Regions from separate parts of the Mus musculus genome. Here all the other regions are linked to region 1. A link is a loop called in an ENCODE intact Hi-C map of the cell type or tissue named here. Cell type or tissue: left cerebral cortex. All regions are shown on one strand. Region 1 holds the start of Ephb1 (Eph receptor B1). Region 2 overlaps Ephb1 (Eph receptor B1). Region 3 overlaps Ephb1 (Eph receptor B1). Region 4 overlaps Ephb1 (Eph receptor B1). Region 5 has its middle 290 kb from the start of Gm31326. Region 6 has its middle 28 kb from the start of Gm28979. Region 7 overlaps Ephb1 (Eph receptor B1).

What was found. Peaks named below come from ENCODE experiments on the same cell type or tissue, not always from the same donor. Only the 100,000 strongest peaks of a DNase experiment are listed, where the experiment ranks them.
Region 2: it touches region 1 in a loop (2.2-fold over the local background); 9 of 42 quality-filtered maps call a loop at or near these places.
Region 3: a loop joins it to region 1, with 2.2 times the contacts of the local background. A loop is called at or near these places in 12 of 42 quality-filtered maps.
Region 4: it touches region 1 in a loop (2.3-fold over the local background); 7 of 42 quality-filtered maps call a loop at or near these places.
Region 5: it touches region 1 in a loop (8-fold over the local background); 27 of 42 quality-filtered maps call a loop at or near these places.
Region 6: it touches region 1 in a loop (8-fold over the local background); 23 of 42 quality-filtered maps call a loop at or near these places.
Region 7: it touches region 1 in a loop (2.4-fold over the local background); 4 of 42 quality-filtered maps call a loop at or near these places.

The regions. Positions count from the first base shown.
Region 1 is chr9:102,352,723-102,356,722 of GRCm38, reverse strand. It overlaps Ephb1 (Eph receptor B1), which reads left to right and starts at 2,030. Exons shown (of 16, transcript NM_173447.3): 1 at 2,030-2,441. The coding sequence starts at 2,384. In left cerebral cortex, a CTCF peak has its summit at 1,811 (motif pointing right); DNase peaks (open chromatin) are centred at 3,099, 3,462, 3,552, 3,741 and 4 more places; H3K4me3 peaks cover 2,049 bases; H3K27ac peaks cover 1,644 bases.
Region 2 is chr9:101,935,931-101,939,930 of GRCm38, reverse strand. It overlaps Ephb1 (Eph receptor B1), which reads left to right. Exons shown (of 16, transcript NM_173447.3): 13 at 3,713-3,862. Among named protein-coding and RNA genes, the nearest start is that of Gm31326, 46 kb to the left of the region's middle. In left cerebral cortex, no CTCF peak of the experiment used is centred here; a DNase peak (open chromatin) is centred at 1,516.
Region 3 is chr9:102,270,505-102,274,504 of GRCm38, reverse strand. All of the region lies in intron 1 of Ephb1 (Eph receptor B1), which reads left to right. Among named protein-coding and RNA genes, the nearest start is that of Mir7243, 32 kb to the left of the region's middle. In left cerebral cortex, no CTCF peak of the experiment used is centred here; a DNase peak (open chromatin) is centred at 1,591.
Region 4 is chr9:102,034,534-102,038,533 of GRCm38, reverse strand. The region is part of intron 5 of Ephb1 (Eph receptor B1); the gene reads left to right. Among named protein-coding and RNA genes, the nearest start is that of Gm31326, 52 kb to the right of the region's middle. In left cerebral cortex, a CTCF peak has its summit at 2,221; no DNase peak of the experiment used is centred here.
Region 5 is chr9:101,688,004-101,692,003 of GRCm38, reverse strand. No RefSeq gene overlaps it. Among named protein-coding and RNA genes, the nearest start is that of Gm31326, 290 kb to the left of the region's middle. In left cerebral cortex, a CTCF peak has its summit at 1,651 (motif pointing left); a DNase peak (open chromatin) is centred at 1,656; H3K4me3 peaks cover 399 bases.
Region 6 is chr9:101,312,451-101,316,450 of GRCm38, reverse strand. No RefSeq gene overlaps it. Among named protein-coding and RNA genes, the nearest start is that of Gm28979, 28 kb to the left of the region's middle. In left cerebral cortex, a CTCF peak has its summit at 2,251 (motif pointing left); a DNase peak (open chromatin) is centred at 2,228.
Region 7 is chr9:102,005,171-102,009,170 of GRCm38, reverse strand. The region is part of intron 6 of Ephb1 (Eph receptor B1); the gene reads left to right. Among named protein-coding and RNA genes, the nearest start is that of Gm31326, 23 kb to the right of the region's middle. In left cerebral cortex, a CTCF peak has its summit at 2,357 (motif pointing right); a DNase peak (open chromatin) is centred at 2,401.

The DNA.
Region 1 (4,000 bases):
TTTCTTCAGGAGACAGTGAGGAGCCGCTGGGTTGAAACACTATGAAGAGATAAGACCAAGATTAGCTTAGGAAAGATTACGCTGGCGGCAGCACTCAGCGGGGTTACAGAGGACAGAAACCGGGTGGCCAGTTAGATTCTTCAGTTGTCCAGAGGGAGGAGGGGTGACACAGAGCTGAGACAGATGGATAGACCTGAGACAAAGGCATAAAGAAGAGGAAGCAGGAGAGGGGGTTTTGCTGGGTGTGCTTGGTGGGGTGGAGGGAAGGAAAGAGCCCACAAACCACTCATGCATGCACCCAACATCCATCTGAGATCATCTACCCACCCCACCCATCCATTCATCTGCTTGTCATCATTCATCCATCCATCCATCCATCCATCCATCCATCCATCCATCCACCCATTTATCCATCCATTCATCTGTCCATTCACCTATCTGTCTGTCCATCCACCCATCCATTTGTCTGTCCATCCATCCATCCATCCATCCATCCATCCATCAGTCTGTTTTCCATCCATCATCTATCTATAATCCATCCACAGGGATGGATGCAGTTGGTCACCAGTGCAGGGAGGGGGAGGGGTTTCAAGGTAAGAGCTTTGGGGATTCCTCTCTTAGAGGCTGGAGGGATGAAGGAGGAAGGGCAAGAAGTAGTAAGACAGGTAGGCAGTGAAATTGGACTGTGGAGAGTGTTGCCAAAGCTGCAAAAGACCCAGTACTCACCCATGTCAGAGAGGGGCATCCCTCACTTAAGGGACTTCAAGACACAGTGCTGTGGAGGGACAAAGAGCAGCTGAGGTAGTATTAGGGAAGATTAAGCAGCGGTCACTGACGTCATCCTTTCAGGTTCTGAGGCCGGATGGGTGGATGGTAGGGGAAGACACAAACAGCCTGTGTCAAAGTCTGGGAAACAAAGACCTGTCAGAATCAGGGGTCTGAGTGTGGCTGGGGTGGTGAAGAGGGAGGCAGTGTCTGTGAAAGACAGAGTAAGTACCCAGGGTGGGGAATCAATGTAACTAAATTCCCAAAGGAGAGTTGCCAGATGTTAATGTCTTTAAAAGGTTTGGGGAGGGGGCTGAAGCCCCTCCCACATGAGTCTTCCAGGAGCATCCCTAACCTTGCGGGAGGAGGTGAGGACCTTCTGCCACACAGCTTCTGACAAGCATCAAGGCCAGGGCCGGATCTGAAACAGCCTGACCTGATCAACAGACAGCAAAATGGGGCATTATCATCAGAGCTGATGGTGGGAAACCACTTCTATTCTGGAGCCTGGTTTTCCTGTGGTTGCAGAACTCAGTCCTTCCCACCTACCTCCAGGCCTGGTTCAAAGCAATGTCTCCCTTCCCCATACCCCAACAAGTTGTCAGACTTTCGGCTGTTTCTTCATGTCTTCCCATTATGACTGTCTTCTGACAGCAGGCCCTACAGTGGATGCTCAGAGATCCACCTGGGAAGAGACTTTTGGAGATATACAGCTGAGGATATGATAGGAAGCCCACAGGGTGTTCTAACTACCCCCGAGCAGCCGGCCATAAAGTCTTGAAACCATATTCACTCACTCCACAGATGCATGCCAAGAATAAGACACTGTTAAGGTTCCAGGAATTCTGAGTGAACGAGATCAGACAAGACTCAAAAATAAACAAAATTGATTAGTAAAATGATATAGGGTGGCGGCATTCTGCATAGGAATAGTCAGGAGTAGCTGTGGGGTGTCTGTAAGCATAAGGGACCTCAGTTGACTTCTTGGCTGAGCCCCTCCTTTTCAGCTTGGGGAAAGCGAGCGTGCGAGGCTGCAGTTCTCCTAAATCACCACAAGAGGGAGCGCGATCACCTCCTAGCGCCTTCCTAACCCTCCCACACAGCCTTGCAAGCAAAAGTTTTTCTTAAACTAACAATGCCAGTGTAAGGAGGTGCTCGCGCCTGATTGGATGAGGGAATTTTGCAGGTTTGATTCCTTGATTGGACAGGAGGTGTTAGGGGTGGAGAGAGAGCTGATGGTGGGGGATCCCGCTCCCTCCCCCGTCAGTCTGGCCCGCTCTGTCCTCCCGTAGGCTCCGCTGTAGCTCGCAATGTGACACCAGGACGCACACGCTCTCGCGCGCTCTCCCAGGCTCGCTCTCCCTCACCCTCTCTCACACACGCACGCACACACCCACCTCTCCCATAAACACACACACACACATGCACACCCACATCCACGCGCGCCCGCACCGCCCCACGCGCGCACACTCCCGCCCACGCCCACGCCGCGCTCCGGGGAGTCCGGTCCCGGCCAGAGCGCGAAAGGACACGGAGAAGCCACCCGCCGGGAGCGCAGCGGCGCCCTGGGACGCGGCGCGTCTCCGCTGGGGCTCGGCCTGGGGGCCGCTGGCCGGCGATGGCCCTGGATTGCTTGCTGCTCTTCCTCCTGGCATCTGCAGTGGCCGCGATGGAAGGTAACGTACCCTTCGCGGAGCAACTTGGTGGCTGCCGGCTGCCAGTTCATGGGTGCCGCGCGCTTTGCAGGGCTCCTTTGGCTGCTCGGCCGGGCATCCTGGTGCTGGAGAGAGAGAATGTCACCGATCCTGGGTAGAGATGGGGCACCGGGATGGGGCGGTACCCACAGGCATGCCCTGCGCCGACCCTGGGCGCCCACAGCAGGTTCGTTCGCACGCAGAGTCTTTCGGCTCCTGCGCTCTGGTGCTCCCAGACAGCACGATCACCGGACATCTCCGGCTTAGAGAGCCTGGATCCCGCTGCATTGCGGTGCAAGCTCCTTAGCTCTGGGCGAAGCTGGTCTGGGAAGCGATACCTCGGGCCACTGGGCTCCTAGAGTCGGCACCTTCGGCTCTTTCTATCCCGGGCCTGGATGCGCTGGCTGGCGAGCGGTAGCTTGCTGTCTCCCTTTCGCAGTCTGAGGTTTCCGGACTCTGGGCTCCGCAGGCAGGCTGCTTGGGGGATCACAGAAGGTCCTACTAGTACCCCAGCAAGTGACTGCCAAACGAGAGGGGCCAAATCCATTGACCGCACCCTGGGGGGGAAATCAGCCCTAGAAGCTGCCGGGTTGCAATCTTCCAGGGACAGCAAGTGCGAGGCGGACGCCTTTCTCGCCTTCTGAGCTTTGGAGCAGGGGTGGGCTTGGGTGAGTGCTGGCGGTGCTTAAACTCATCCGGCAGTTAGAAGAGACTGCGTGGCTGCGAGCCCACGAGCCAAGACACCATCCCTGCTGGCTCAGCGTGGTTGTGCCTCCCGCTGGTGGCCAGCCAAACCCGCTCAGCGGACCCCTTACCCGGCGCACCCAGGAGCCCCGGCGCTCAGGGCTCCCGCGAATCCCGTGGGAAATCCCTGCTCGCCTCCCCGCCTCCCGCCCCCTTCCCCGCCCCCAACCTTCCCTGCGGAGCCGCGGCGGCCGCCACCTCCAGGGACGCATCTCAGTAGAGAAGGAGCAGTTAGAGTTATCTCGAACAGAGCAACTCTGGGGTGAGGCGCCGCCGCCACGCCACCCCTGCTGGAAGCCCCACATCCCGATGGATGTCTCTGGCCAGGTGGACTCCACCCGTAGGGACATTCCTCGTGGAAGGTTCGCAGCTCTCTGTTTCCCCTGTTGTGTTCCCATTTGAGAGCTGGCTCCACTGGATTGCAGGTTCCAGGTGAAACGGACTCGTTCAGTGGAAACTCCAGACCAACATTGGTCCAGCGTCTCTAACCCTTCCAGTAAGCACTGGCATACACCCGTGCCCCTCTTGGTCATAGCAGGGAAGATGTCTTAGCCATGGCAAAGACTACCGCTGCTCAGTCTCCGTGGAGATGGGTAAGCGAGGAAGCAGCAATTACTGCACAGAAAGCTCTCGCTTGTTTCCTGAAGGTGGCTTTTTGTTTGCGCTTGACCTCCTGCTGCCCTGCGAGGCTGCTGGTCTTCGTGTGTGTGTGTGTGTGTGTGTGTGTGTGTGTGTGTGTGTGTGTGTGTGTGACTTTTGGAATGTGCAGGGTTTCGACTGGTATGGAGTGTGGCTAG
Region 2 (4,000 bases), 420 kb after region 1:
CTTTCTCTGTCCACAAGGATGTTGATTCCTTCCTACTGAACCTCCGTATTCTTCAGCATGCTAAGAATTCTCTTTTATGTTACCTAACACCCAGCAGAGAAAGTCACTGTTTCTCTGTGCCCTTTCTTAATACCTACATTGGAAAGTAAGGGACCCTTACGACACTTTGCAGACATGTGGATGGACTGGCCTTAGCTTCAGGTCCAGATTTCCTCTTCTAGCAGCAAGACCTACCTGGCTTGTGAATGCCTTGCCTGCTGCAATGTCATCAACTTCCTGTTCTGTCCCCTCATGGGGCTGGTCAGCATCCTCTAACCTAATAGATTTCCTGTCATACAACCAGAGATAAGTTAAGTAATCGTGACCGGCACTGTAATTACCATTGAGCTTGAGAAGACACCACCACCTGTGTGGTACAAAAACAAAAACAAACAAACAAACAAATAAACAGACAGAGGAGAAATTTAAAATCCTTGGGTGGGAAGACACAACCCCTTGCTCCCCTGACTCTGTGTTTCCCTTTGTTCTGCCCCCAGAGGTCAGTGTGCCCCTGGCTTCTCAACCAAGAAGAGCTGGCCATGACAAGTTGTCACTTCCTTGCCCAGGGTGGCTCTTCTGGAAGGCCCAGCCACCTGCTGAGATGGAGGGAGTGGTGATGACAGGCCGAGCTCCATGTTCAGTGAGGCCCAACAGTACAAGGTGGCAGAAGGGCTTGAGGCTGCCCGCCAGCGGGGCTGGCACGGCCACTTTACATGCGAGAGGGAGCAGTCAACAGCTGCTGCTGACAGCCCCTGGGGTCTGCTCCAGACTTGGCAGAGGAGGACACTCCCAGACTCCCAAACCAGCTCTTTGAAATTCAGAACTACACCTCCATCCCTCACCCTCTGCAACAAACACACACAAAAGATAAGCAAGCCTCAAGTCCCTTTACTTAAGGACTTTCTCCACCTAGTCGCCTCTGTCTCCTAGTTTTGCACACTAATGCTGATAAGTTCTCACATGAGCATCTCTCTCTCTCTCTCTCTCTCTCTCTCTCTCTCTCTCTCTCTCTCTCTTTCTCTCTCTGACACACACACACACACTGACACCCATCCTGTCCTCTCTTACCTTAACTCAGGAGTTGTCCACACTGTTTTGAGGTGGGGTCTGTTATTGGCCACAAGCCCACCAAGTAGTTTGGGCTGGCTGACCATGAGCCCCAGGCATATGCCCTTGTCTAGCATTGGGATTACAAGTGCAGGCCAACATATCTGGCCTTCTTTATATTGTTTCTGGGAATCAAACCCCGGTCCTCGTGGTTGCGAGGCAAGCATTTTACCGACTGAGCTATCTCCCTGACCCAACTCAAGTATTTTGAAAAAGCGAAAGCTCTTTCCCTTTGGAGAAGTTGGTCTATCTCAAGATGTGGCAACAACCTCTCCTTCAAGGACACAGTGAGCTACCACCCACTGACATTTCTGTGTTTGGCAGTTACTGGTTCGTCAGATGATTTCCACCTCTCTTCTCTGCCATGCTACCATATTGCTACAGCCAGTGAGTGCATCTGTGTTCTGGGGGATTGTGAGGACAGAGCATCCCTTGCAGGGCAGCCTAAGCCTGCCCTCCAGGTATTTGTCATGTTTCTGGCATTTGAGCTAAGGACATCTCCCACCACAGAAGCCTGCCAGAATCCGCAGGGGAAATCAGGACTGTCTTCCTTGCAGAAAGTTGGGCATGCGCTGGGGGAGGGAGGTCTGGGCCAGGTGGCCTTTATTTCTCTCAGCCCTGGAGAGGCAGCCAGATAAAATGCACTCTGCTGCTTAGTGTTGCTTCTCCCTCATCCTGTAGATTAACCATTTATACACGTACCAGGCATTCTTGCTGAACTCCACCAGAGATATCAGTGATTTGAATGTAAGAGTGTTCAATATAAAAGTTTGGCTACAGCTGAAGCATGGATCTTGGGAGGAAGGAAGGCAGTGTCTGATGCCCCTTGGTATAGCTTCTATTGTCTGGTTCTTTTAGTTTCAGGGATTGTGGAGTGATTCCCTGTCCAGGCACAGACCAGTGCTATGCGGTGAGATCTGGTATTTAGCATGATGGGTGGAAAAGAAATTCACCATGGCCTAAGGAGTGATGTGTTTGGGTGACAGCTTTGACACTTATCACATGAACACAGAAAGTCAGTGTATGTGTGTGCAGGACAAGCCAAACTTCCTTGATTGCTTTCTCACCCTTACCGCTTCTGCAGAATCCCTGGCCTCAGCTAAGCTGGACTGCTTTAGCCCTCTACTGTGGTCTGTCTGGATTTCCCTTCAGCCTCAAGTGTGTCTGGTCAATGACTTGCTCTCTAGAGCTGAGCACAGCAGAAACAGTAGTTAGCACACAGTGAGAACAGTAGTTAACACACAGGCAGTGCCCATCCAAGTATACCTCATGCATCAGATGTCCATGGACAGTCGCCCCTTACTACACTGGATGCTCAGGCTGTACAGCATCCCAGAAGGGTTGGCTACTTTCCCTGGTCACATAGGTAGAAAAAGCCAGAACTTGTGTCAAAACTAGTGGCCCCCCACAGCTCACCTTTGTCCTCACCCTCCTCCTTTTTCAAGTTCATTAACGACATTTTGAGTTTTTTTTCCTGGTCTGCCTCTCCATTATCCCATAAACATTGATAGCAATTTGTAGCCTCACTGGGTGGGCTCTTCTGGAGACCCCAGATCCTCCTTGAACGGGGCCAGGTCTAGAAGGCAGATAAGGGCCAAACAGAGAACTAAGTTAGACACATTCAAATGGCACTCAAGACCGAAAGGAGAAAACAAAAACAAAACAAAACAAAAACAAACAAGCCAATAAAACCAGATCAGCCCTTTGGAAACAGGATCTCGAATCTGATCCTGGCCTCTTCTGAAGGGCAGCTGGGGTGACCACCATACAAACGGGCCAAGGGCTCCTCATAACCAGTGCAGCCTATGGCTGTCAGCAGGACAAGAACATGGAGCTAGGAAAACCTTTCCTCAGAAATGGAGTATATGAGCAGCGGCCATGGTGCAGCTGGTGTAACTTTTCAGAGTTCCCAGAGAGTATGCCCCATGGCTCCTTAGACAATATGTCCCATGAACATGCTCCTTAGTGTTCATTGCATGTCCATGTGAAGTCATGCCATTTGGAGAGAACCATACTGGAATATGGCCAATCACGATGTAAGTAGCAGTCACCTCTAATTGATGTAAATGCCCATCCAAGTATACCTCATGCTGTGAGTGCCAAGGCCTCTGTTTAACTTGAACACCTCTAACACCAACTTGAACACCTCTAACACCAAATCTGTGCAAACACTGATGTGAGACAATGACAGCCATAGCTTGCATCTCCAGTAGCCAATTGGTTGTGGTTCTAGTGAGTTTAGAATGGTTTAGTGCTCTCTTCCCAACACCTTACTAGCACTGATGGTAAAATCAATGCAGGGTGTCAGGTTGGGATGGTGAAATCTCGTCATTGCCATACCCTTCATGTGTGGAATCTCCATGAGGCTACTATAGGCCTTGCTGGTCCCCCATAGCTCTTCTAAGTAGACTACTGTCAACAGTTATTGCTTGTGGGTCAAGGAGTTTCTTGGCTGTCCTGATTTGCAGGCTAAGGCAGCACAGGTAGGGTATGGTGTAGAATAAGATGTGTGCCTGTTTCATTTTACTTTTATGAACTGACTTGGTTTGGTTTCACCTTCTTCTAGGGAGGGAAGATCCCTGTGAGATGGACAGCTCCAGAGGCCATCGCCTACCGCAAGTTTACGTCAGCCAGCGATGTCTGGAGCTATGGGATTGTCATGTGGGAAGTGATGTCATTTGGAGAGAGACCTTACTGGGATATGTCCAATCAAGATGTAAGTATCAGCCACATCTAATTGATGTGAACACCCATCCAAGTGTATATACCTCATGCCCTGCATTCCATGTGATGAGGATTGGGCTGGGACTGGGCTAGCTGAAAATCACAGCCTGAGTCCCCATCCTGCCCTGCC
Region 3 (4,000 bases), 82 kb after region 1:
CAGCCACTTACATGTGCTCTTCTCTGTGGGAAAGATGAGGATGGCTTCAAGTAGCAAGATGAGGGCTGTGCTGTTACAAGTAGCTTTTCATGTCCATGGTGTAGCCTTGTTACCTGGAGCAGCTATGCCAGGCTTATCTGCATCATGTACCCAGGCAGGGTCAGAGGAGACATGCTGTGCTGGTTTTAAACTTCTGCCATAGGATGTAGGGGAAGAGGGGGGAGGGAGAGAGCCAGCATCCGGCCAGAGTTCCTGAGCTCTGGGCAGGCAGACACAGGAGGACTGCCGGATGCTTTCCACGAAGCCCCGAGTGGGCATTTGGCCTGTGTGAAGCCACTGACCCCACACGGCAGAGGGGTAGACAAGAGCAGTTTCCCTGTACCAGGTTCTCAAGTCTCCGGCATCCCACGCTGGATATGGCAGAGGAGCTGAGATCAGAATAGGGGCCCCAGGGCGACACTCTTGGGAAGAGGGCAGAGAGAGAGGTTCCCATGAAGGTGAGAGTCAGTCTATGGTTTTAGAGCTTTATTGTAGAAAGGCAGGGGGAAAGAGAAAAGGTAGAAGAGAGAGAGAGAGAGAGAGAGAGAGAGAGAGAGAGAGAGAGAGAGAGAGACCGGCCATGGCCAAGAGGAGTAAAGGGGGAAAAGGAGAGAGAAGAAAGGCTAGAGAGTAAGAAAGCTTAAAGAGAGAGAGGTAAAAGCTTAGAGACTAAGAAAGAGTATAAGAGGGCGAGAGTAAGAAAAGTAAAAGCTTAAACAGCCCCTCTTATAGTGGGATTGTTATCTTGCTGTTGCTAGGTAACTGTGTGGAAGAGTCTAGCCAGAAGGCCAGAAGCTTGGGACATTGTGTATGTGACTACTAGCTATGAGACTCTCCTGTGGGGGCTGTGGGGGCGGTAACTTCGACAGGAGCCTGGGGTCCAGGAGACACGAGGGAACGCCTTCTGTCCCATGTAGATGAAAATTATCACCACTGGGTTTCACCGGGGTTCCACACTTCAGTGTGAAGACTGGAGACCCAGCTGTCTGTGCATAGCCCATTGCCCCACAATAGGAGTCTCCCTGGACCCTCACCATGAACAGTGCTGTCCGTCTGGCTTCCAGGTGAAGTTGGAGAGGATTCTCTGCAGCCCCAGAACAGGGGCAACTGCTCCCTCGTTGAGTCTGCCCTTTGCCAGACAGTGGCAGGTGCTCCATGCCCAAGTTCACTCCGGATGAATGTGGTTTCAGTTTTGTGTGGCCAGTCTGGAACTTCCTTGGAGAACTCCTTGGACCCAGTCTTCACTGGGATTTCAGTAGGATATAGATGAAGCAACTCTTCTGATTATTTAAAAAAATAAATTTCTTATGACAATGGCTCATTATTTTTAAAAAAATCTGAACAATCCAATTGCCTTTTTTCAACTTAAAATTTTCCCCTCCCTTAATAGAGGAGCAGGTTGTTGGGCGAGGGGAGATGGCAAGGGTGTGCTAAAGCTTTTAAAGAGCTAAGCCCTAGGAATACATGGTGCCTCTTACTGTGTGGCTGAAAAGAACTGGGCTCTGAGGCTGGCTGCGTGCCTGACTCCCTGCTGGAGGGAGGCAAGCTTCATCTTGAGCACTGGGTGAGTCTGCCTGCTTCCTCCTGGGAGGAAGTCCTTCTACTTTGGCTTCCCCTGGCTTCTATGGAGCTGGTGGGGTGGGGAGAGTTGGTCTGTTGGTTACAGCTTTAATTATAGTGACAAGCAGTTTTCTCATCAAGAATCCAAATGCTTAGAACCAAAGGGGCCTTCAGGTCACAGAACCCAGTATTTTCTGAGCTACCATGCTTTGCATGCCAACCCCTTGGACGGATTTTTGCCACATGGCTTTACTGTCTGTACTAACGTTCATTCGTTTTGATATTTTAAAATGTGTTTCATCGTAAAAGCAGAGTTTGTCACAGTAGTGTACAGACAACCAGAAGCGTGTGGTAGAGGACAAGTTTTGAGCTGAGACAAAGATGAAAATAGTAAGTTTCAGTTAAACCTAAAATCAGCTAAGTCTTTTTAAAGAGATGTTAGAGAAACTCCACACTCGAATCTAAACCTCTCTACCTTGAGGTAACCAGAGCATGAGAAAGGGGGCGAGAGGGACACGAGCTTCTCCCCAGCACCCTTTTGTGGCACAGTGTTCCTCCAATCCTGATACTTCTGATGCCTTCAGAGCATCTGGGAACTGTAGTAGGATGGCATCAGAACCGGCATGCCCCTCACCCCCTGCAGAGGGCACGCGCCAGATTCTGTCCCCAGGCGGGACTTGCTTCCTGCATGCAGGCCCCTTGTCACTAGGCTGAGATGTTCTGTAGCATGGCTTGATAGTGGTGACTTGTGTTCTTCCACAAAGAGCCCCCTTCCTTGAGATGGTTATTATGCCCATAAAGCCCAGCGATAACCCTGGCTAGTTCTAAAAGGCATGGCACTGAAGCCAGAGACATGGGGATAGGACAAGTTACAGGGCCAGGATCCATCTTCAAGGCTACTTTTGGAGCAGCCGGCCAATGCTCAGACTGAGCGAGGCTTCCATGAATGGGTTGCATTGGCTGCAGAGAACTGTGTTGAGGGTCTGCAGCCTGTCTAGGATTGACTAGATGGATGCGGATAAGAATCAGCGGTGCTTTCAGGAAGCTAGAGAGCCTGGAGTTGGCTTCTGGATCCTCCTTTCAAGAGGAAGGGATTGATGGTACACTGTGAGAGAAAGGTGTGGTATGCAAATTACATGGCCAAGTATTCTAGGACCTGAATGCAGTTAAAGTGAACCATGCTTCTCAGGGGAAGCAGTGCCACTTCCACTCATCCTGGAAGATCAAGGATAATGGAGGACCCTTGGTCAAGATCATTGAGCCCCTGTTCTAGTGGGGGATTCTGGGTAGCCAAGCCTTCCTACCAGTGGTAAAATCTTCTGTAAGTAATGACTCCCCAGCCTTTGTACTGATGTTGCAAAATCAGGAAGGGTCATCTCCCAGCATGGCAGTAGAGCCAAAGGCTCAGTGGGAGAGGAAGATGTGTGTGAATATACCACGGAGTGTACAGGATCTATGGAGCAGAATGCAATAGGAGATATATGTGTGGTGGGATGGGCATGAAACATGTATGCACACAGAGTCAGGAGACTAGCCAACATGAGAATTTACCCAGAAGTCATCCTTGGAACCACGTGATCCAAAGGTACCGTGATGCTTAACTTCACTGTCATGAGACTGGATTTGCAATCCCCGAGGAAACACACTTTGGGGGATTTTTTTCTGTTGGGGGGGGGAGTTGTTTACAGAGAAGTCTAGTTGAGTGTGGGAAGACCATCCAATGGATTGTGGACTGCTTGCATCAGGGGCTTTTGTCACAGCCACGAGAAAAGCAACCAGTACAGGAGTCTAGGCTGATGCCAGAGGAGCTGAACCTTATTAGAGAGGAGCTTTACTGGCATCCCACCTGGGCTCAGGCTGATCCATGAGCAAAGACCAATGCTTAATTATATGCGGAGATGGGTCAGGAAAGTCTCTGTTCTGAAGGGACCTTCATTATAAAAAGGTAAAACCTATGAGAGAAAAGGGTTCTGGTCAAAGAGCTCTTGACTGGCCCATGTCCTTCAGCAAAGCTGCCCAGCTTGTTTCAGCTGACATCCTCACCAGTGTGGCAAACAAATGTATTATTGAAAGTAGGAAATAACTTGCAAAGACAGCCAGTCTCTCAGCACAACATGGCTCTTACTTTGAGTTTGTTGAATTCTGACTTTGTAAAGAGAGTTCGGCTTGGCAGGCAGCGGGAGAAAATGTGTGAGTGACTGCTGCCACATTGGACCATGGCTTGGCACGGTTTCTAATCAGAGATGGCTGAGCAAATGGAAATGAGGGTTCATGGAGGGTTAATAAAGCTTTATTGCAAAAACTAAACAAAGAATTCATGGAATGAAATGATAACGGGGAGATGTCCAACAATATTCTTTGGGATGTATCCAAGACTGCAATCAGTGTCAAGCTAATTCGG
Region 4 (4,000 bases), 320 kb after region 1:
GAAGACTGGGGTGTATCCAAAGGCCATGGTGAGACTTTCTCAGGACACAATTGAGTTCGTGCAGTGTTGGAGACTGGCAAGGTCAGCCTTCCTCTCCTAACTTCACAGTGTGATTCATATAAATGTGTGTGGTCACCACTGTCCTAAGCAGATGACAGGCCAACTCTGACCAAGAGAAGTCATGAAATCAGTGAACCTGTAAGTATTTCCTAAACCACCTCTCCTTGAACTATGGACTCTTTTCATACTATAGGCTGGGTCTTCATGGAGAAACAGAGTAAACATTACCATGGACACCCCACGTGTGTATTTTTTTTCACATTCACGAAGAACTAAGGAATGTATAGCTTCATTTAATCCTCATAATTACCCAATAATTACCCATATTTCAGATAAGGAAGCAGAGGGTTGTAGGGATTTGGAGAATTTAAGATAGAAAGGTATATAGAGACATACCACACCCTTACCTCCAGTTTCAACCTTCCTACATCCTATGATAGTTCCTCTGGTCTTACCATTTAATAGTTCATAACAGTAGACTTTTGTGGTTCCCAAGGAATGAAATTATGTAATCACCCTATGTACCATTGAGCGTAGGGACCATATTTCTTCACTTAGACACAGGGCCAACCATAAGTCAGTCTTTGTCTTCCATTACAACCCTAATCATGACATTCCAGGACCTTGCTTCCCTTGACTAATATTGTGAGATGACTGTCACCCAGGATGCAGTCAGGGGCAAATATGAGGTGCTACCTCTGAGCACCTCAGGTGTGTCCACCTTTAGCAAGCTCTCTGCAGAAGTGTGGCTCAGATGAAGAAACTAGGTTTGGAGTGTTTTTTGAATTTTCTCAACATCTATTCACCAGAAAATAATGTCCAGGAATTTCAAACTCAGGTTTGTGACCATTTTATCATCAAACCTATCAAAAATCACATTATGGTGGGACATATAACCTATAAACTCTCTCTAAGCTATTGCCATGTAGCTGGGCCACTTTAGCTGTCAAAAAAATGTCCATCATCTTGGCCAGGGTTGGTCATGAATTATGCAAGCTCAGATTTACGTCAAGTCTGGAGGGATGTACCCTCTCACTGAATACAGCTGCTGTGACTTTAAAGTATACTGGGTCAGGAAAAACTCTCTCTGTTCTCATGGCCAAGCAATTTGCAGTGAGGCTGTTATCACCACAACCCCCCTCAGTCACTTTGTGGCCCCTGGCCTCAGATTATTCCGATGGTTGGATCAACTGTCTGTCCTCGAAAATTAAGTGATTGATAAACTTCACGTCTCCTTCTGCTGGCTATAGCCAGATCATCAGATTCAGGGAAAGGAGGTGCAGAATCTTAGGAGTAGGGGGATGACTCTCACCAAGGCCTGAGATTATCCAAGCTTGAGGAAACAAGCAAGCCTGAAGGCCAGAGAATAGAAAAGAGAAACCAGTTGGGGTAGGTGAAGGGCAGTAGGGACTGGTAGAGACTTCAGGGAACTGCAGGACGTAGATAAAGCCACCACCTTATTCCTTCAAGTGTTGACTTTCCCATCCCTGTATAATCTTATAAGCCCCAAATATGGATCTAAAATGTTGACAGCTGATTAGAAAGCAAATCCAGTTCTGGATTTGGCCTTCTGGCTATGGCTGGTATCCTCTCATTCGGAAGACAGAGCTGATTTACCCAAGCCTTAACACGAGCTGTGTTGTTGATTCTCATTTCACTTGCGGCAAGCATCTTCCTCACCTTCTGGGTTCATGGAGGGGGATCCTGGGCTGGGTTCCCTCTGTGCTCCTCACATGATTCATGCAAATTCATTTAACTGTCAACACCCCTCAGTTCTCACCTGTGAAATGAAAACCAGGATAACCTGCTTCCTTAGCGCCACAGTGACAAGCACATGAGACAGAAGACAGAAACGCACTCTCAATCCCACTATGGGCTGGGAGATTGGCATCATTTCTGGGAATATGTCCTGATCACATTGCTGGACTTCCCTTCCTCACATGTTTCCTTCTGAGGCTTCTGAGTCACTTTGTTTGGGATTGATGCTATCTGTATCCATTTGCCCATGGTGCCTTGACTGGAATAAGCATCAGAAAGGAAGGGGCCCAGTCTGCAACAATGAACTCATAACGAGGGAGGGGCAGTCGTCAGTGCCCAGTACCCAGCTCAGGATAGACCTGCCTCTCAGGAGCGCCCTCTGCCTTTTTATACAACTCTGCACGTGGAGAAGAGCCACTGCCTCCCCTCCTCAGATGATTCTATCAGCTAGACTTACAGGTGACATTTCTATTGCACACAATTCATGTATGGTCTGCTGAGACCCTGCATGTGAAATTCCATCCGTCATGTCCACAACACAGACATAATCTATTATTTAGAGTTGTGTAAAAAAAAAAAAACTGTGCTGTTTCTGTTAACAGTCATAAGCCCCTCTAGTTTGTCCATTTTCGAGGAATTTTTGAAGTTCTTGGGCAATTAAAATCACTCAGAAGCACCGCTTTTCCTACAAAAGAATTACCTAGAACATCAATGCCTCTGAATCCATCACCTAATTTGCATTATTCCTTGGTTAAATATAGTATTTGCATGCATAAAGAATAATCTTTGAATATGAAAAGGAATTTATGATATTGCAATATATTGAGCTCTTTGGAGGAAAGATATTATGTAAATCTCAAAATTAAATATTAAAACAATATTACACGCTGCCTGTGAAAATGTAGAGCGCTAAGATCCCATATGCTGGAACCGGTTCATTTTTAAAGGCTGGTCTCATTGGAAAAGAGTGGATGAGAATTGCTCCAGAGTAGAGAAAAGATTGAGTCAGGGCTCTAACAACACTGGAATGACTTTAAAGAAAACCTTGAAAGAAGTAAATAAAGAAAAGTTTTTTTTTAAACTTAACAGAAATGAAATTTTCTCTGTTCTTAATTCAATTTCATAGTTCACTTTATTGCTGGTTTTTCGGTTGCTGACTCCAGGAAGGTTTGGAGTGTTTCTTAAGTCGTGCCATTGAGAAGAAACTTGCAGGTGGCCTGAGAAAGATGTTGACCTCAGAAAGGCCATTTGCAGGCACTGGCATGCTGTCAGTGGGGGCGAGGTCAGCAGGCAGCACTGCTGTTGACCCAGGTCGTGGGTATCCATCCTCAGCAGCTTTGGGGTTTTCCTCAGCATGGAGAGCTCTGAGGAAAACTAGGCTTTCTTACCTACTACCAGCTTCTTTGGAAAAGAGCCACAGAATACCAGGCACGGTACTCTAGAGAGCTTTAGTAGCCACAGATAGCAATTCATACATGTGTTAGGCTGGGGGAGGGGGCAACTGGATGTGACTTGGAAGTCCAGATCAGCCAGATGACCAGGTACCTTCCTCTACTCTTGCTCCTAAAAGGACTTAGGGAATTGATGCTTAGGATAATGCTGTGACCCAAAGGACAGAAGGAGATTCAGCTGCCTGTACAAGGGGCCTGGTTGGTCTATTTGAACACTTGACCTTTGGAAATACAACCACTTAACACACTCTCTGTGACAGTTATGTGGTGTTGGCTCAGTACACACCCATGTGCTTACCCATTCTCCTTCATTCCCTTCCTCAGCAAATGCACTGACAAATACCTTCTGTCAGTCATAGACATAGCAGGAAAGTAAACAGGCAAAGATCCATGTCCTCATGGAGCATTTAGGAGTCCACATCACCCGCTAAGACCAGTCTGAGAGGCCCAGGAAAGCCAAAAGTTGATTGGTGATTCTACTGTAACTTGAGGGTCTGAGCCCCTCAACTGGGTTCTTGGTCCCTGCTTGAGACTTAGGATATAAAAACATGCCAATTCCAGAGAGCACTTCGGTTTCTAGTTTCAGTAGCTCTTCAGCGACCATGTTGGATGGGATATTCCACTGTTGGTTAGCTGGAATAATTTGATCTCCATGCTAGGTAGGCCACACAAACACTGGGTTTCAGAAATCTTTATGTCTGGTTCCGAGTTGTAGCTAGATGCTGAGAGTT
Region 5 (4,000 bases), 660 kb after region 1:
CATTAGACACTATTTAACTTGATTTCAGTTTTCACTGGCATCTGGGAAAAAAAACCCTTCCCAGCCCTAAGCACTACATGGGTCTCTCTTCAACTGAAGCATAGGAGTTGGCAGAATCAGGACAGATATCTAACCTGAGAAGATGACAATGGAAAATAGCAGTGAGATTAGTGCAGTGGGCCAGTGCTGGTGACTTTAGAAGGAACCCCTCAAATTGTGGTTGTCTTTCTGTTTCCGTGGGAGAGCGAGTCACAACATGACGGACTGCAGAAGCAACTGAGCTTAAGATTCTTACTACAGCAGAAGACACCAGGAAAGGAACAGTTATGGGAAGGGCCTCAGGATAGGGCAATGAGGAGGACATCAAGTCCAGGGATGAACCAGGTAGCCTCAGACAGTGACATCAGACACATAACGAAGGTGCCGAGTCTTCATTACCCTGCCCGTCTTGTCAGCAGGAGGGCTGGAGGGTCCCCAAGAGCCATGTGTCCAGATGGACCATACCAGGAGAAACGCCATGTGTAGCTAGTTCTTTGGAGGTGCCTGTGACCCAGTGGGTAACAGTTCTATTCCTTTTCTAGAAATTAAAATAAATAAGCAAGAGAAGCAATCTGGAGGCTTCCCGATACAGATGAGGGAACCATCCGTTGCTCAGTTTTGTCTTCCTAGAAAGGGCAGATGCCAAACATGATCTTCCCCTGTTCTGCTGGTACATTATTTTCCCCCTTCTTTGCAGGCTGGCTTTTCTCGGCTGTCTTTTTGAATACCTCGAGCAGAACACCCCTGTCTTGTTAATGACTTCAAAGATACCAGGTCCACTGTGCAGCGAGTGATAAAAATGTACACAGCATGTGTTGGATAAATTAATAAACTCTCTGGAGCCTACGAGTCCTCAGGCCCAGCAGCACCGTAATGAAATGTTATTCTGAAGTGGAGGAGGTGGGAAGGAGAAGGGGAGCAGTATTTAATATATGCAAATTAACTAGTATGCAAATTGTCACTAAGTTAAAAATAACGGACTGCGAGAGGAGCCCATTTTTTAAGCAGCTTGTTTATTCATTAGCCTAATTTCCATTATCAATCCTTCTGTTTTCTTCTTTATTAAGTACTCACATTTGGGGAAGTTTGCTTCCTACAAATTGTGTTTTACTCCAAAAACCCATAACAATGCTTAAAACAATCACCATATATTAGCTTCTCTCTGTCTCCTTGATTTTGCCCTTAGCGAGCATCCTTTCTTTTCTTCCTGTTGCTTACCTCTCCTGGTCTTCCCTATCTCGGTTCTCCGGGACCTTTTGTTTCATTGCTGAAGGCGGCTCCTACACGGCAAGGGGCGAAGTGAGGAGAAGCCGCTTGCCTTAAAAGATCTTATTCTAAGGACCCCTTCTCCCAGGCGCTCACCTGGATAGGGTGGACGTTGCCACGCAAAAAGCAGCCCAGTTTGTTTTGTAGACCACCAGCATCCCCTGGCTAAGTAACAGAACAGCCAGAAAAATGCTCATCCCGATTCGGGTCTGTATATGGCCTCCTCAGCTTGAGACAGACCTTATATACAATGTTAAGACAAATTGGCATCCAAAATCCAACTCTTTTGTCTCAAGGAGCCGAGCCGCCACCTCGCTATGTGCAAGCTCTGGTGCCCCCTCGAGGCCAAGAACGGAACAGACCGTGGAGAGTCCTGGCAGATGCTGAAGTAGGCAGGAGGGTTCACACAAAGCCTTTGGTTGAAGCTTTCAGAAAGCAGGCTCCTTGAAAGAGGGGGCGCCTGTGAGCAGCTGTGGAGGGGGACTTATGGGTTTAGCCTTCCCTAAAGCTGCAAGGCTGAAAGGTTGGTTATTGTTTCAGCTGTTGTCATTTTGCACGTGGTTTTTAATCACATTGTTAATTTGGGCAGTAAAATAGGGTTTTCCAGGTTTTTCTCTGAACGTGCTGCTAGATAGCATCTGTACAGGCTCTGTGCCCCTGGCATGTGCATCTTAGATGTTGAAAGGCACACATTGAGGCTCAGGATTCTCATGCCCTTGGAGTCCTGTGGCCAAGCTACCCTGGGAACCCAAGGCTGGTCACCCCAGGATCCCCACTGCATACCTGAATATGCCAAATGATTTCACAGTGACCACAAATTCCCAGAGCAGATAATTCCAGCTACAGCGGTCACTGGTGTTTATAACCTCCCAAGAGACATACTATGTCAGAGGGGGGAAGCTATGGTTTTCATCTCTTCACTCGGGGTCTGAGCTTTGGTCAGCTCCCCTACCCCCACAGGCACACACACTAAAGTACCCATTACTCAAGGGCAATGGCATCAAATGTAAAGGGTCACACTTAGGCAGCTGCCAGAGATCAGCTGCAGACAGGAGGTGGCTAGGGACTGAATTTACATCAGCTTCTGAGCCTCTAGTCCAGACAGCAATCTCCCAAAGCTCTTAAAAAAATGGTGTCAAATGGCCAAAGACCTTCAAGAGACAATGGCATCAGAAATGGTCTCTGACACTAAATGCTGAGGGGAACCAGAAAGATAAATCATTATCATTTAAGCTCTGCGCGTTTTTTTAGACATAGTGTTTTTGCAATGTTTCCATAGAATGAAGAAATAAATCACCCTGCCCTTGACACTTTTAATAACTTTAAGAATGTGGTTAGGGTAATACTTAACTTTATTGACATATTGTATGGTTCATCCATCTCATCAAATGTCAATGAAACTTCGATGAGTATTAACTGAGGGCCCATAATACACTAGGAACTGGCTAGAAACACCCCCTCCCCCCGCCGAGTTCTCAAGTACCTTCCAGAAGCTCTCACTCACCGGCTTGACTGCTTCTGTGGAAATCGATCGCCTAGAAGGTTGTGCTTGAGGTTTGGAAGCTGGGACTCAGCAGAATCTAGCTAGGGAATTTGGTTTGCTGACTTTGGGGGGAGGGGGGAAATCCCTTCTTGGACTATTTGTGAGTATTCTCAGATTTAGGTGCCTCCTGTGAGCTTGGGACACAGACATGATAAATGGCCATTGGACAGTTGTGCTCCAGAGAGTCTGTGCAGCTTCTATAACTCAAGGTGGGCTCTGGAATTGCCTGGTCTCTACTTTCACAGAACAGGAAATAAGCCCAGGTAGGATCAACTCTTCAAAGTCACAATGCTACAACATAGCAGAACACTTGAAAATTGACTGTCTTGATTCTCAAGCCAATCTTCTCTCCACTAGTGTTCCGTTGGTGGTTGTATATTTTACAAAGGTTGAGAAAAGAAGGGAGAGGTCCAGTGAGATGGCTCATTGGGTAAGGATGCTTGCTGCTAAGCCCGACAACCTGAGATTCTGAGAAACCAGGGAAGAGAGGATGGAAGGGGTGAGCATATCAAACAATGCAAGGACTGACTGTGGTGACATCTGGCTCTTCTCAGCACAGGTTTCTCTCTCATTTCAAAGTTGAGCTGCTGTCTTTCCAAGAACACTGTGACCACCAACCCTCCCCTCTCAGCCATTCTAAGAGAGTCTTCATGTTTCCATTTGGACATTACTACTCCAAGAAGCTGTGCCTTTCCATGAAACCTAACTGCATCTTTTCAAGGCCCCCAAACCACATTACCTCCCCCTCACAGCTCCTAACATACTCCATTTTAATTGTATTTTATTTGTCTGCCTTCTCCAATCTTCTGTGAACAGCTGAAGGGTAGGGGCTAAGTCTGTTCTGAGCTCTCAAGATTGTCTCTATAGATCCTAAAGATAATAACTCTAAGAATGCAGTGAAGGTAATACTTAACTTATTGATATTGTTTACCATTCATCCATCTCATCAGACCTCAATTAAATCTCAGTGACCATTAAATAAGGGTTCGGCATGTCCTCAGCAGTAGAGCCTGGCATAGAGTAGATATCCAATAAATATTTTAGAATCCATAAATGAAGAGTGGGACACAGAGTCTCATCAGGAGGAAAGTGTCATTAGCCATTCCTCTCACAGAGTGATCCAATTTCTCCTGTCCCCTGAATACATCCTTG
Region 6 (4,000 bases), 1.0 Mb after region 1:
TCGAGGCCAGCCTGGTCTGCAAAGTGAGTTCCAAGACAGCCAGGACTACACAGAGAAACCCTGTCAAAAAAAAAAAAAAAAAAAAAAGCCTAACCAAAAATTTAAAGAAGGAAATGATAAGGAGACAATAATATATGCAAGTAATAGTCCTAATAAGGAGCTTGTCTCTACAATACACTAAGAACTCTTACAGCTCTGCAGTGGGAAGCTCAAGACCAGTGAGATGGCCCAGTGAGTAAAGGACATTGCCACCTAAGCAAATGTCCTGAGTTTGATCCCAGAACCCAGGTAAAAAGCCAGACACAGTGGAGTATTCCTGAACTCAAGTTCAAATCAAATCCATTCACTGTATTGGTTAGATCTTTTCTTTGAGAGGGCCAGAATCTTGCTATGTAGCCCTAGCTAGCCTGAAATTCAATATATAGATCAAGGTGGCTTTGAGCTCAGAGACCTACTTACCTCTGGCTTCCACGTACGAGGATTAAAAGCATGCACCACACCAAGCCAGCATAAATTTTTTTTAAGTTATATAGATGGTACCTGAATTGTATCTCAATCTTTTAAGACAAGGTAATGACCCCTTACATGGTTCTTCTGTAGACAAACTTTAAGTCCCTCTCTTGCCTGCAGTATGGATACCTGACGCTCACTGTTCACAGTAATCTACAACTGTGGTTCTCCAAGCATGGAGCCTGAGTGAAGGGACCTTGGGGGCTCCTTAACAAATTTCCTGGCCCTCCTAGTGAATCCTAAACTTTGGGCTGGAATCCAATTAACAAGTATCTCAACAAGATGTTCAGCGAATCAGGATGCCCACTGAGGAGTTAGATTCGTGGTCTGCTTCTCTGGAGAAGGAGAAATAGAAGCTCTACCTCCCTAGGGCAAGTTTGACTCTACAAATCCCTACTAGCTCCATCGTCTGGATATTTAGTGGGCCCTGGGCTTTGCTTTGAACTCATTGGTTCTTTTCAGTCTTTCTCTACAAAGTTAAGCCATGGCCTGCTCTGTGTGTGACCATTCCCTCTTACCGTCATGGTTTTCCTCCTTTTTGTGGCCAGTGTGTTACTGCAGATACCCCAATATCTGGGTGTGGATAGGAGTGCTGGTAGACCTTACTTCTTAACCTTGGGACCTTGAACATATGAACATCTGGACCTCTGGAGCATGTATTTGACTCCAGATTGCTGTGTCTTTGGGGCACAGAGGTTCCTCTAACCTCTGGAGAAAAGGGACACATGTCAGTCCAGAATAGGAGCATAACTTGGTAATGGCATCGATGTGTATCTCCAATTCCTAGCTCCTACCATCGTGGGACTTATCACATCTCCAGGGTTATCCATCCCAGGTGAACCTATTTCATTAGCCCTCACCTGCACCTGTGCTCTCAATGTTCCCATAGAACAGCTAAGCTCACGGTCACTATATGCTCGTCGGAATTTGCTGAGAGATTCAAGAGCCCAGGTAGTCAACGCAGGGTCTCTGAGAATCAGTGGTAGAAACCAACGGCCTCATATAAACAGCCCAGCCCTACTCTTGCACAGGCAAATGAGACATGTAAATGCTATGACCGTTCACTCGTATGAGTCATACCTAGGAAAATGGGTGAGTTCTGCAAGCCATGTTAAATGTGCAGGCATGTGAGTGTGTAGAACATATCCAGAGACCTGACGATAAACATCTCTCTGGCTCCCTTCCTGCAGCAAAGAGCAGACGTAGAAGAAAACCTAACAACTGAAAACCCAGAGCTAAGTTATCAGAAAGCAAATTAAAGCTGTTGGGTATTTTTGTTGAAACATCTCCACCTCTGAAATCTAATTTCTCCCAACTTTCCATATAGGATCCTGTGTTGTATTATTTATAAGAAAATAATATTCTGCCCTCCCTTGACAGCATTTCCAGGCTGCAGAACCCACAGCAGCCATGGAGTAACAGAATAATTTTGGTAATGTTTCCATAGCTACCTTGCTTCGAAGTGAGGTTTATTCTGTTTTAAAGTCTACTGACCTATTCACATCCGTATTTGAGGTATTTTCAATCTAATCCCTTACCTGCCTATTATCGTCTAATGTGCTTGTGATTTCTGTATTTAAGAGGCCCTGGATGCATAAATATGGTAAGCTTTCTAGTTACATGTAACAATACGATTTTTCCCCTCCCTACTCCTTTCCCATGTGTATTCATTCTGTCTTTCCCTGGCACTGCAAGGCAAACCTGCCAGAGGTTTTTGGTCAGAAAGGCTGTTTAAGGTACACTGGCGCCCTCTTGTGGTCATTCTGGCTTTGTGGTTTTTTTTTTTTTTTTTCTTCCCAGGAGGCTTTCACTTTTTGCAAGAGAAAGGCTACCACAGTGGTTGTACCAGCTTAACAATCCCACCAACAATGGAGGAGTGTTCCTCTTTCTCCATATTCTCACCAGCATCTGCTGTCACCTGAGTTTTTTATCTTAGCTTGGTGGTTTCCTCAGAAAATTGGACATAGTATTACCTGAGGACCCAGCTATACCACTCCTGGGCATATACCCAAAAGATGTTCCAACATGTAACAATGCTATGACACATGCTCCACTATGTTCATAGAAGCCTTATTTGTAATAGCCAGAAGCTGGAAACAACCCAGATATCAGAGGAATACTCAACAAAGGAATGGATACAGAAAATGTGGTACATTTACACAATAAAGTACTACTCAGCTATTAAAAACAATGAATTCATGAAATTCTTAGACAAATGGATGGAGCTAGAAAGTATCCTGAGTAGGTAACCCAATTGCAAAAGAACACACATGGTATGCACTCACTGATAAGTGGTTATTAGCCCAAAAGCTTGGAATACCCAAGATACAATTCACAGACCACATGAAGCGCAAGAAGGAAGTTCAAAGTGTGGGTACTTCGGTCCTTCTTAGAAGGGGGAACAAAATACTCACGGGAGCAAATATGGAGACAAAGTGTGGAGCAGATACTGAAGGAAAGGCCATCCAGGGACTGTGCTACTTGGGGATCCATCCCATATTCAGTCATCAAACCCAGACACTATTGTGGATGCCAACAAGTGCTTGTTGACAGGAGCCTTGATATGGCTGTCTCCTGAGAGGCTCTGCCAGAGCCTGACAAATACAGAGGCGGATGCTCACAGCCATCCATTGAACTGATCATGGGGTCCCCAATGAAGGAACTAGAGAAAGGACCCAAGAAGCTGAAGGGGTTTGCAACCCCATAGGAAGAACAACAATATCAACCAACCAGAGCTCCCAGGGACTAAACCACCAACCAAGGAGTACACATGGAGGGAACCATGGCTCCAGCTGCATATACAGTAGAGGATGGCCTTGTCGGGCATCAGTGGGAGAAGAGACCCTTAGTCCCGTGAAGGCTCGATGCCCCAGTGTAGGGGAATGCAAAGGCAGGGAGGTGGGAGTGGGTGGAGGGGTGGAGGAACTCCCTCATAGAAGCAAGAGAGGGGATGGGATAGGGGGGCTTCTGGGGGAAAATCAGGAAAGGGGGTAACATTTGAAATATAAATAAATAAAATATTCAATTCAAAAAAGAAAGAGAGAGAAAGAAAGAGAGACAAAGAGAGAGAGAGAAAGAAAAAAGAAAGAAAGAAGGAAGGAAAGAAGGAAAGAAAGAGAGAGAGAGAGGGAGGGAGGGAGGGAGAGAGAGAGGGAGAGAGAGAGAGAGAGAGAGAGAGAGAGAGAGAGAGAGAGAAAGACAGACAGACTACCATAACCGCTCATTGTCTTGGGTGTCCTTGTGTCTGTGTCTTTTGCCCGTTGTGAGCAAGGAAGTCTGTCTAGAACAGGTGACCTCTGAGTGACAGTGTTCCCTGCTCTTTCCTCCAAAGCAGGCTTCGTTAATAAGGATGGCTGCTTTGGGTTAGTCTTGACCTGGAGCACACGAGGAAGATGATGGACCAAAAATATGTCAGAAAGATATGAAATGAAGAGACTCCATGGAAGGAGAAAGCAAGGCTCACTTCAGCCAAGCATAACCGATAAAAAAC
Region 7 (4,000 bases), 350 kb after region 1:
ATACAGATTATGGAAATGATTATAATGTTTAAAATAGTAGCATAAAAATATAGAGCAGCCGGCAAGACCCTCAGAAGGCAAAGGTGTTTTGTTAGCAAACCTGATGACCTTTGATATCTCAAAACCAAATAAAGGTCAGAAGAAAGAGCCAACTGCCACAAGTGTGTTCTCTGACCCCCACACATGTGTAGTGGCACGTAAACACCTCCCCTATCATATATAAACAGAGAGAGAGGCACAAAAAAAAAGAAGAAACTCTTACAAATTAAAAGAAAACAAAAACAGAAGAGATAAACGGATTCATAAAAGCCAGGCAGGGCTAAGTCACAGACTTAAAGAACATGGTCGTAGTCAGCCACTTGGAGAAGAGATCTCTTTATGTATCTGAACCAAGTAAAGTTATGAAGACGTTATCTCAGCGAGGAGAGAACGGTAGATCCTGCTAAGCCGTTGCAGCTGCAGTCGTTCCTGCACAGGAGCAGGAAGCAGATGAGAACACCTGGATTGGGGTGGGCAGCAGGGGAATAGTACCGGTGTGAGAGCGCTCATAACCAGGGGAAGTTCATGGGTTGAGCTGTAATGCATCAAGCTTTACTACTGAGTGAGGCAGGAAGCCACTGCAGGTCTAAGAGCAGAAGAGAGACAGGATGGGACTTATATACTGAACATCATTCAGGCTGTAAATAGTCCTGCTTGATCCATAATCACCTGTCAGGAAGATAGATACTTGAATTGGAGCATCAACTACGAGCCGTTGAAATTAGCTGGCTCCCGTATCTACGGTGCACACTGCAGGTAGAGCTAACAGGATGTCTAAGTTGGATAGGATGTGGATGAGTTTTAGAGAGACACCCTAGAGTGATGTGGGCATCATCAGCTGAGGAGGAGATCTTGGTGGGTAATGGATGTTGGAGTGGAGGAAGAGAGCAAGTGCAGCTCTGTGGCTAAAACGCCTGTGAGAAAGCCACATCTCTGCGTGGAATAAAAATCCTGTGACCTCGGCCAGAAGATAATTCCTAATTTAGAATTAGGAGAGGGGATGGGTCAAAGATGCTTATGTGGGTTGCTGGGATGTACACAATGTAAAATCCTTTACCTGGGCAAAGGTACCTCTGCTGGGTGTATGGGCTGGAGAGAATCATAAAGATCAACAGCCCCGCAGAGAGGCCAGAGAAATGGCCAAGCAGCAGTGCATTAGAAACAAAGCCCCGATTTCCAGCGCCCGGCCAAGCTGCTGTGGTCCTGTGACTTAATCATTGTAGCGCACAGCTTGCACATTGGCGAAATGGTAGCAGTTTTACATTCCTGAAAGGAGAGGTGCAGACAGGTCATCAGTCTTGCCCGAGGGGAGGTGCGACCCCTCGGCATTATGACAGTGCCTGCCGTTGAGGGGAATAAGGTAACATCCCAGTCTGTCTAGAGGATCCTGGCCTCTGTAGACAGTTGATGCAGAAAACTCAACAGATTAGGGGTAATTTTAACCCTTAGTTAGTTAGGGTTATCACCACTGAAACACGAAACACCGTGATCAAAAACAAGTTGGGGAGGAAAGGGTTTATTTGGCTTACACTTCCACACCATAGTCCACCACTGGAGGAAGTCAGGCCAGGAACTCAAGCAGGGCTGAAACCTAGAAGCAGAAGCTGATGCAGAGGCCATGGAGAAATGCTGCTTACTGGCTCGCTCCTTGTGTCCTACTCAGTCTGCTTTCTTATAGAATCCAGGACCACCAGCCCAGGAATGGCACCACCCACAATAATCTGGGTCCTTCCCCATCAATCACTAATTCAGAAAATGTCCTACAGCTGGATCTTATGGGAGGCATTTGCTCAATTGAGGACCCCTCCTTTCAGATGGCTTTACCTTGTGTCAAGTTGACATAAAACTTACCAGCACACCATTATGCCCACTTCACAGCCAAGTTAGCGATCTATTTGTATAAAAAATAATTTGGGAAGTTAATAAGGTTAAGGGTCGATCTACCAAGCTGTTTGGAGCCATTGATCTCACCTTGTACCAAAGTTGACATATATGTCCCACCAAGTTACAGTTAGCAATGTACTAGGCAATGTACCGAGTCATTCACTAGGGTCTACTCAATCCCTTTTACCACACTGGGACCTTGCAGCACTACTGAATTATATCTGGGAGCAAGAATTTTCATAAAGTATGCCAATTTGGTGTCTGGACTTACTCAATAAGATTTAAGCTTCCTTCTATACTTCAGTATTAATAGAATTGCTTCAGACAAAGAATAATAATAATAATAATAATAATAATAATAATAATAATAATAAAAGTAAACAAAAATACTTGTGTAGGTCAATCATGTGAGGACAGCTCTTTTACCCTGCAGCAGGTGGCAGTGTTGGCAAGGGGCTGAGTGTCTTGGTACCATCTGCTCTGCCTCTGCTTCACCTACAGTGGCTAAGGCAGTCACGTCAGTGGGCAGCTGTGATGAGGTCATGTGTTTGACATAACCTGGCACCACAGTCATGTGGCTCATGCCATGTGCCTTGGCTTCCCGCTCCCCAGCTCAGCTCATCCTCTGCCACTGTCTTTGCATTGCCATCCAAACCTCCTGCCTTGCAGCATGGTAATTAACCTTAGCATCTTGGGCTATGAAGGACATTAGTCTCCCCTTTTAGGCCACCCCCTTGCTTCCCATTAATTCATACTAATTATGAACACACACGTACACATAGCACTCAATGCCCGAGGCAGCTTGCACACCTCAGTGGAGCATATTATTGTCCTTCCTGGAGAAGATGGGATGCTTTTCTTGGGAAGACAGGATTCTTTGCCTAGTCACTGGCCACTCCTGAGCATATGAGAGTAGACCTCTCTGTAGCTTACAAAGTGCTCCCCTGTGAAATCCATTATATTGCCTTGACCACTTCCAATCTGACTAAAGAAAAAGACATTAGCCACGAGAGCATTTTGAAATAATAACCAAAATGGTAATTCATCATATATTGAGTGCCTATTACGTTCCAAATACACACAGATATATTAGTTCTGATCCTTGAAAGAAATACACTCATAAGCCACTTATAATCAGTTATAGATGATGGAACTAAATCACATAAAGGCTAAAAAAAAAAAAAAAAAAAAAGGACAGGCCTGACCACACAGGTCGCATATAGGGAGTCACAGAACCAAATTACAGACATTTTTATTATGTTTTAAAGCTGGAAATTTCTGGAATTGTATGAAATCACCATCTCTGCTCAGGGTCTCTGCAGCAGAGCAACTCCTGAAATAAGATACTGGGTTTTAATATTAAATTCAAAGACGCATAAGCAAAATGAAAGATCTTCATGTCTGCTTTACCAACATAAATGGAATCCAGCCCAGTAGATGTCTTGAATTCAGTCCAAAGGAACTAAGTTCCCCATTCCCCCGTCTTGTACCACCTCCTCTCCTCACGGAAGTCCCAATTCCCTTCATTAGAACCAAGAGTCGTTAGAACTACAGGCAGTATATCAGGAGATGGGTGTGGCTGTGTGTAATAGCACTTTATTTATAAGGCAAGTGGCTGCCCCATTAGTGGTAGTCTTGCAACCTCTGGCAGCTCCCCTGTGGGTCTCCTGCCCAACAAGGCTCTCAGTCTGTGCTGGGGACACTTTTCAATGTCAGTTTTGTGGATAGAATCAGTAAGGTTCTGCCTTCCCCCCAACAGCTCATTAATAGAGAGCTCAGACCAGAGAACTAAGGACGCTCCCAGAGCCTTTGCCACGTTCATCTCCATCCCCATCTCAATCTATTCCCATCCATCATTCTCTCTTGTTTACTGTCTTGTAGCACGCTTCACTCCTGGTGTCCGCACATGTAGGGAAACCATGGGAGGAGCGGCCACATCTGCCCTCAGCTGTCTCAATGATGAAATGTTTACATCTCTCCAGCACTTCATAATAACTGTCTAAGCTAGGGCCAGTTGGTGTAGATTGGGGAGGATTTCTACTCTTCAGATTTCGAGATCTCGGAGAAACACTTCCAG